2 separate regions of the Homo sapiens genome follow, and region 2 is linked to region 1. Evidence: chromatin loops called from intact Hi-C (ENCODE). Cell type or tissue: ovary. All regions are shown on one strand. Each heading gives the region's core, and the rest is flanking DNA. Links, peaks and the distances in the headings are about the cores only. Region 1 overlaps ATAD2B (ATPase family AAA domain containing 2B). Region 2 overlaps KLHL29 (kelch like family member 29).

Region 1 (4,395 bases), core at 330-4,329:
CTTGAGGTTGTTATATATAACCATGGATATATTATGTCATATTGAAACTAGGGATGAGGTTAATACATTTTTTGAGCCAAGGGACCATATCTAAGCCATTTTTGTAACTCTGACAAGGTGTCTAGCTGATAGTAAGTGGTCATTAAATGTTTGAATAATAATGTTTCAAATAAATAAGTTAGAGAGAGGAATGCCACTTTGTACTTCGATACTTAGCCTACTTTTAGAGTTAAATAACTGGAGTAGTAACACTTAAAACATTTCACACAATTTTGTTGTTTTTTTCCCAGTTACATTTTCCGAATACTTAACACATATACTGTAATTATCTAACTGAAAGCCATTTCCTACATTGTAGCAAGAAATATGCATTTTTTAAACAGTTCATAGTAGTATTGATTTAGTTTCTCTTTTACTCACAGTTCTCTGGATATGAACACCCTACCAGCACTTCATCACTTTTAAAGCCCTATTTAAAGGTTTCTTTCCAAAACCCTTGAATTAAATGCTATCTACCAGTATTTTGCTCCCAGTTTGACACATTTAACTCATCCTGGGTGTGTTTTCCAATAATGTTGATTTATATGTTTGCTCATATTTTTCTTTTTAGACAAAATTACTGCAGGTTGTATGCAAGTAAAAGAATTACTCAGTACCATTTAAAATAAATACAAATGATTTAGTAGAAAAATATAAATCAACAAAATTGACCCCAGAGAAGAGAGAATCTAAACAATCACTGTGGAAGAAGAAATTCAGCAAGTATCTTAAAACCACTAAACATAGATGGTTTCACAGGTGAATTATTTTAATCTTAAAGGATAAGATCATTTTGATGCTAGTCACACTGTTCCAACAGCATAGGAATAGGAGGAAAGCTGTGAAATTGGCAAAATCAACAATATCACATCTTTCAGGGAAATACAAAATAAAACTGTAGACCAATCTCATTTCAGCAATGTTCATAAAGAAACTATTACAAATGAAATCTAGTAGCACATCAAAAGAATAATATAACATTACTAAAGCATGCAAGATTAATTCAGTTAGACATTGAGAGATCTAAGTATTGGAAAGGATACACTGAATTTGTAAGTATTTGCCTATGATGTGATTAATTATATGGAAAACTTACAGTGTCAACTAAAAAATGATGTAAGACAATAAAGAAATTCCATAAGGTGGACACTTTCAAAGTTAGTGTTTTAAAATGATAGTTTTCTCTTATAAATACTATAATAAGTTAGAAATATAATGGAAGAAGAGGTCCCAATTGAAATAGCAACTAAGTTTACGTAGGAATTAGCAGAAACAATATGAAGGGACTATGAGAAGAAAACTAAAAGTTGCTGAGGGGGACAGTTGAATATATGAAAGACATACCTTATTTGTTTGTTTCCAAACCCAAAGGCCAGAGAAGTCTCCCACCAGGAATGCTCTCTGCCTTTCATAGTATCATCAATCTTCTTGGCTGGGGGAAGAAGCCATCTTTATTAAGGAGGCCAGAGCTGGGCTAGTCTCATGTATTCTTCCCATATCCCTAAAGTAAATATATATATTTACTTTATATATATATATATTTTTATATAAATATAAATATATATATAAATATATATCACTTATATATAAATAACATATAATATAAGTAATCACTTATATATAATAATTATATATATAATTACTTATATATATAATTATATATATAATTACTTATATATTATAATTTATAGTTACTTATATATAAATAAATTACATATATAATAAATAAATAATATATATAAATTACTGTGCTAAATTTATATATAAATATATTTATAATATATATATTATAAATATTTATATATTTATATATATTATAAATATATTTATATATTTATATTTATATATTTTATTATATACATTTATTTTTTATATATAAAATGTATATATTTTATATTTTATTATATATATATATATATTTTTTTTTTTTTTAAGATGGAGTCACGCTCTGTTGCCCAGGCTGGAGTGCAGTGGCGCAATCTCAGCTCACTGCAACCTCCGCCTCCTGGGTTCAAGCGATTCTCCTGCGTCAGCCTCCCAAGTAGCTGGGACTACAGGTGCGTGCCACCATGCCCAGCTAATTTTTTGTATTTTTAGTAGAGACGGTGTGTCACCATGTTAGCCAGGATGGCCTTGATCTCCTGACTTCGTGATCTGCCCGCCTTGGCCTCCCAAAGAAGTATCTTCAGAGATTTGGCATTTGGGTCTCAAACCAAGCTTGTAGACTTCAAAATTTGGTTGTCTGAAACTAAAATCTCTACCTTGAGATCTCAGGAGCTTATGTTGTAAACCAAAAGCGAAGAATTTTGTTTGTTATCTTCAGTCTTCTGATCAACTCTTTTGAGGCAAGAGGTTTGGAATGTTCTACATAGATAAATTTCAAATGTATTTGATTGGGCAGTTAAAAATCTGTTGAGCGTTCAACTCCATATGTGAATGTACTTTCTAGTGTGTGTATGTGTGTGCATGTGTGTGTACACACTACTATTAATCTTTATATTAGTAAATAGCAAAGCTTAGATGTTTTTTCTGCTTTAGATATCAATTAAATGTCAATATTCTCATCACCTCTTACTCTCAGCTCCCATGATCTGATCATTGCTCCAGATCTCTGCATTGGGAGTGAACCACTATATAGGAACAAGAAAGTCTGGGGATTTGGGATGGGCATATCTCAGTGAATACTTCACAGTGTCATCTGCATAGAGAGAGCCATGCCTGGCTAGAATACTTATGGTGACTTCATACTAATGATAATGTTGTGTTAATATGTGGAGCTTTAGAGGAAGAAGCACACTTTGTTTGTAATTACTGTGCTAAATTTCTTTAGTTCAGAATGTAGACTCAAGTCAAATTATGCAGATTAAAATCTCAGTTGTGGTTGTGACTTGGGCAAGTTGCTTAACACTCTGAGCCTTAATTTTCTCATCTGTGAAATGGAGATGACACCATGAGGTTATCAAATAGGCTTGACATATAGTCCTCAATGAAAGTTAGTTATAATCGTGCTTATTACTACTACCATTGCTGCCACTGCTACTGCTTACAGCTAATGAATGGTAAGACTTTAAATTCAAAGGCTGTGAGGTTTTTTCCTAAATTAATGTATAAATTAAGTACAGTTCTAATTATAATCTCCTCAAAACTTAGGGGGAGAAGTTAAAAAAAAAGAGTTCTGTTTCTTCTAGAAAATAAATATGAGAGTAGCAAGGAGAATTCTAGAGGAAAAAGTGTCATTAGGGCGCCCTACCAAAATTGTAAGGGTGTAATAGAGTTACAGTAATAAAGAAAGTATGCCTGTGCAAGAGTAGACAAAGTAATAGAACAGAAGAGACTATTCATGCTTAGACTTGTGTAGAAGTAGAATTTGATGGTTATGACCACAATGGCGATGACATTTCATATCAGTAGATGGAAGAAATGGATTATTTACCAAATGGTCTTGGAAAACTGGCAAGCTCCTCCAGTAGGGGAAAAAGCAAAACAAATAAAACTGGGATTTCCTACTTTTTTCTGTAGCCCAAAATAAACTCTACATGGGCAGTGGAACTATAAAAGTACTGGAAAAATTCACAAGGTCAGTATATTTATTATCTTATGTGTGAAAGTAATTTCTAAGCAATGCACAAAAACTAGAAAACATAAAGATATGAAGGAATTTGATTATATAAAATTTTAAATTGCACATGGCAAAAAGCATTCTTTAGATTAAATTAATAGATATAGTCTGGGAAAAAGTATATTTGTAGCAGATATGTTGAGAACAAGTTTTCTAAATATGGGCAAATACCTTAAAATCAGTAAGAAGAAAGAATAGCAATCTAATATAAAAATTGGCAAAATAGAAACATGCTATTTATGGGGGAAAATAAAAAGTAACCAATAAAAATGTGAAAAGATTCTAAGCTTCACTTAAGTGAAAATAAAGTATCAGATTTGTTTTTTTTTTTTTAAAGCTTGATAATGCCATTTGGAGATGTGGACTGCTTAGACTTAGTGGAAATGTAAATTTATTTGATGTTTTTGGAGTGTAATTTGGCACCATCTTTTAAAATTTCAAGTACCACATTGGTGTAGTGTGAGAAAAGAAAATAACATTTCAAATACATATACCTTTTGACCCAGGAATTCTATGTTTAGGAATTTTTCCTAAAGATACGTTAGCTACAAGTATTCATTGCTAAATGAACAAGGATATTTGTCACTGTGTCGTGTGTAATTGCCACACGAAACATAAAGGCAAACAAACTGAATATCCCTTCACGTGGGACCAGCTAAAATTAGTTATGGTGTATCTTGACATACAAAGGAGTACTGTCTAGCCATTAACATGAATGAGATAGATTTACATGGGCT
Region 2 (4,395 bases), core at 396-4,395, 140 kb after region 1:
CACCTGGAGCTGGGGTGAGGTGAGAGCTGCAGAGGCGGGGGCAAGAGGTGAGCAAGACAGCTCCTGTCCCAGGGGAGCACGCAGCTCAGTGTGGACATAGGTGCCCACAGTGAGGAGCTGGATGAGAGAGCTGCAGGGATGGTCAGCTGTGGTGCTAGAGGCCTTATGAGGAAGGAGGGGTGGGTGGCCAGGGCTGAGGGGCCGGGAGTGGGGCCAGGAAGTGCAGGGCTGTGGAGCGACTGCTGGCTGTCTCCAGTGGAGAACCAGACACATATGAGGGGGGCATGTCACTCTGAATCGACTAGCTCAGCACCTCGGTGCATATTTACAGGCCTCCTTCATGCCAGGCCTGGACCATGAAGAGGAAACCACTTTCTGTCCCCAAGGAGCTCAAGTCTGATGGGGAAGGAGCCACTGGAGTGGACGGAGGTGAGTTTGGCTGCTCAGCACTGGAACCCCTTCCTACTGGGGACAATCCCAAGATGGGGGGATCTGGGCCATGTCACTGTGGGGGCCCAGGGGAGGTAGCTCCCTGGTAGCTGGTGTGTGGCCATGAGGCCTGGACTTGGCCGGTTGGGTGCTCTGGCCCTGGACTTCAAAGTTCCAGGAAGGAATGCAAAGACAGTGATGGCCATGGTGGCCGTGATGAACTTGCAAAGCTATGCTCCCCCAGGGCCTGGGCAGGCTCTGCCATAAGTCGCATTTATCATAGGCCTGACATATCCATGTGTCTGTCCCAGTCAGGGCCTGGGATGCCAACCACAGGACCCAGCTCTGTCAGCGAAGCAGAAAGGTATGTATTGGAGGTTGGGGAATGAGGCTGGGAATTGGGGCAGGAATGGAGGCAGTGCAGCCAGGCCCGTCACAGAGACAGTCCCCCTGGCGTCCTACATGGGCGCAGTCTCCCCTGGGAGCCCGCTGCCCTCCATCCCCAGCCAGTGGGCAGCCCTAGGTTCCAGAAGTGGCTGGCTCTGCATCTACTCATGAGACCACCTCCTACTCTCTTTCCATTCGGAGGCCCCGGCTGGCTGGCCTCCACTGGGGGTCCTAGGGAGCTGGGTGGACAGCTGTTGTGGGGTGTAGGGAGGGGCTGGCTGGGAAAAGGCCGAGTGAGCAGCCTCAGGGCTTCTGCTTCCAAAGCTGCAGACCCACAGGAACGGTGTGCTTTGGAAATAGAAGGGTCACAGGCACCTGGACGAGGAAATGGTATTCCTCCATAAGGGATGAGGAGCCCAACAGCCACAGATGCAAACCCAAAGCCTAAATTCCTATGTGCTCATGAAACCTCGCTTTGTTGTGTTCTTCCTGGAGACCTAATCTTTCCAAGATCTGGTCAGCTACGGCTTTGGGAAAGTCAGCCACCTGCAGCAGGTGACGGGCCGGCTCAGAGAAGGAGTGGAAAGAGACGCAGAGAGAACTGGGCATGGGGCAGGCAGCAGAGAGCCACAAGGAGATGGGAGAACACGAGTCTCCTCCTCCTGCTCCAGTAAAAGCCATTACTTCCCAAGAATTCTGAGAGCCACAGTTCCAGCAAATAAATAAATAGTTTTAAAGGATTTGCAAGAATTAGTGAACCAGAGCCAGGAGTACAATCAGTTTAGTTACCTAGGTAAAGAGGGAAATGAAATGGAAACCCCAGATGCCAGGAGCTAATGACAGCTCAGAACACTGCGAATCCCATCCAGGGAGGAGTCACAGCTGGGAGGATGTGAGGTTAGGAGGGAAGGGAGGAGGTGGGGGGGGGGAGGGAGGGAGGGAGGGAGGGAGAGAGAGAGAGAGAGAGAGAGAGAGAGAGAGAGAGAGAGAGAGAGAGAGAGAGAGAGAGAGCGCGTGCATGTGTGTAGAGACCCCTCCCTTCTCTGCCCACTCTGTGCCCTTCATGGTCTTCCAGGAGGAAGACCCTGGAAGAACCAGGTCTGCCCCTGGTTCTCTGGGCCCACCCCTCCTGCCCAACCTGGCCCGGGTCAGTTTAGGGCAACATGTCTGCCTCCTGCCATTTCAGGGGAGGTAAAAGCCCAAGAGTCATTTCTAGTTTTTCATATTTCTAACGATCTTTTAAAATTATACAATTAATCTCCACATCATTAGAGGAATATTAGAAAATCTTAATAGGCATGAAAGAAGAAAAGTGGAATTGTGCCCTCCAGGTGATCAGCCCCCCGCCGCAGGCCCTGGCACAGAGTCAGGGAGTCAGGTCTGCCTTAGGAGGCCTATGTCAGGCCTGGGGGTTGGGGGGACCATGCAACAGTTGGGAGTCAGCCCCTCATCCTGCCAAGGGTGGAACACTGCTTCGGTGCCCCTGTGTAGCAGGCACGGTGCCCAGCACACCCCCCTGCCCATCACACCGGTCGGCGAGTCCAGTCGTGCCCCAGCTTGTGAGGAGGCACCCGGCCTGGTCTCATGAGGTCCCAGAAAGGACCAACAGGTGGGCTGTACTGACACCCCCGTCCTCCCAACCCCCAGGTTGTGCCTGGTCTCCCTGCGTCCCAGGCCAATCCCTCCTCCTGGGTGTGTGATCTTTGCCTGCTGAATCCTGTCTTCCAGTTAGCCCGCGAGCTCAGGTAGGTGGAGCCGCCGCCTTTCCCTCCCCCGATATTCCCAGAGCCCTGTGCAGCCTCTGGCACTCACTGGGCTCCACGTGACGATCTACACGCCTGAGAACCCAGATGCAGGAAGGAGAGGCCTAACTGGGCACACGGCCCATGCTCTGGGGCCTTCTGGCTCAATTCTCCCTGCATGGGACTTTTCATGGGTCCCTACCATTTCAGCTGAGCTTCTGGCTTTACTGACACCCCTCTCTGCTTGGGTCCCTACCCACATGTATTTAACTTGACAGTCTGTTTTTCTTGGAAGCAGAACCTACCAGATTCTGTGATAATACCACGGCCCTGTTTTTACAAATCCAATGGACACAGTTACCCAAGAGTTGCTGTCCTGCGCTGGCGGGGCCAGGCCTGTGTACTCGGCTGCAGCCCTGGGTTCTGGGGGCCTCAGCTCTAAATGAGCTGGGCACCGGCCACTGTGCTCAGAGGCTGACTGGGGGTGGCAGGGCAGCCACACAGAGGGGGGACCATCCCCTACGTGAACACAAACGCTGAGAAGGACCAGTCTCCCCAACAGGCTGTGTCCAGCACGGGCCACGGGTGCTGCTCACGGGGTACCCAGCACTCAGGGAGCCCCCACTGTGTGCCGGGCCCTGTGCAGGGGGCAGAAGTGATGCAACAATCTGGCTTTCTGCCCTAGGGAGTCTTCTCTGCATGTACAGTTATCTACTCTGTGGGGCAGGACTGTGTGGAAGGGAAACGGAGGCTGCGTGGGAGCCTGGAAGAGGAGGGTGGCACCTAGGCTATTCCCTCTGCCAGGGAATTCCTTCGCCCTCGTTCAGAAAACATCTACCCATTCGGTAAGATCAGCTGCCACTCTGTGGTCCCATCACACTTGGCTCAGCACTCTGCTGAGTCTGTTTACTTCTCTCTGGACCAGGGGTGGCTCATGGACAGGGACTCCCAGCACTGAGCACCCAGCAGGGGCAGAGAGGTGTCTGCTGGCTGAGTGAATGACCCTGACCAAATGGGAAGAGAGACGCCTTCCTGGCCTGGGGGCACTGAGATGCTGAAGCCTGGCCGCGTGGGGGTCGTCATCAGCTGAGTCTGCGGTCCCCTGTGGTCACACAGGACCAGGTCCTCCTAGACTCCACAGCCCCCGGCCCAGGGATGAGGAAGGTGCTGCTCGGCCCACCATGGGCCACAGCCTTCCTGCTCAGCTCAGCCTCGGTGATGAATAACGCTGCCCCTGCTGTGCCACTTCCGGGCTCTCTGGGCTCCCACACTCTGCTGTGGAGGCCCAGGCTGGCTCCCTCTCGGGGTGGGTGCTGCCTCTGGAGGGTGGAGGTGAGGGGAAGGGACTGAGGGTGGCCCTGCGGGGCCTTGATGGAGCAGCAGTGGGGACCATGCACCTCTGAGGGTCTGGGTGAGTGGGGGCTGCAGCCAGGCCTGGCTGGCCTGGGGGATCAGGAGGGTCTGCAAACCAAGCTCTGGGGCTCCCTGAGGTTCCAGGAAGAACCCCGCCTGTCCCGGCAAAGGTGGATCCAGGAGAGGAGTGGGCTTGGCCACCTCGGCTGCCACCAGAAGCTGCCCCCTCAGCTCCTATCTGTTCCCCTCTGCCCCTGGAACTTCTGAAACCACTTCCCTCCTCCCTGGACTTCTGCAGGCCGAGGTATGACTGTTCTGTCTCCCGTTAGCAAGGTCTGCAACATTGCTCTGAGCAGCATCCTCCAATGTGGTGCACCTGTTCGACAGGGGTGCAAAGGTAGGTGCTGGGGTGGGGGCAGTCATGGACTTGCTCCCCACTCCGAAAAGCTCTCACTCCTCAGGAAAGCTCTCAAAAGCAGAGCCT

The links. Peaks named below come from ENCODE experiments on the same cell type or tissue, not always from the same donor. Only the 100,000 strongest peaks of a DNase experiment are listed, where the experiment ranks them.
Region 2: a loop joins it to region 1, with 6 times the contacts of the local background. A loop is called at or near these places in 1 of 110 quality-filtered maps.

Annotation. Positions count from the first base shown.
Region 1 is chr2:23,805,392-23,809,786 of GRCh38, reverse strand. All of the region lies in intron 18 of ATAD2B (ATPase family AAA domain containing 2B), which reads left to right. Among named protein-coding and RNA genes, the nearest start is that of ATAD2B, 120 kb to the left of the region's middle. In ovary, for the core only: no CTCF peak of the experiment used is centred there; no DNase peak of the experiment used is centred there.
Region 2 is chr2:23,668,350-23,672,744 of GRCh38, reverse strand. The region is part of intron 5 of KLHL29 (kelch like family member 29); the gene reads right to left. Among named protein-coding and RNA genes, the nearest start is that of ATAD2B, 260 kb to the left of the region's middle. RefSeq lists enhancers at 319-818, 3,097-3,713, 3,714-4,331. In ovary, for the core only: no CTCF peak of the experiment used is centred there; a DNase peak (open chromatin) is centred at 2,624; H3K27ac peaks cover 1,494 bases.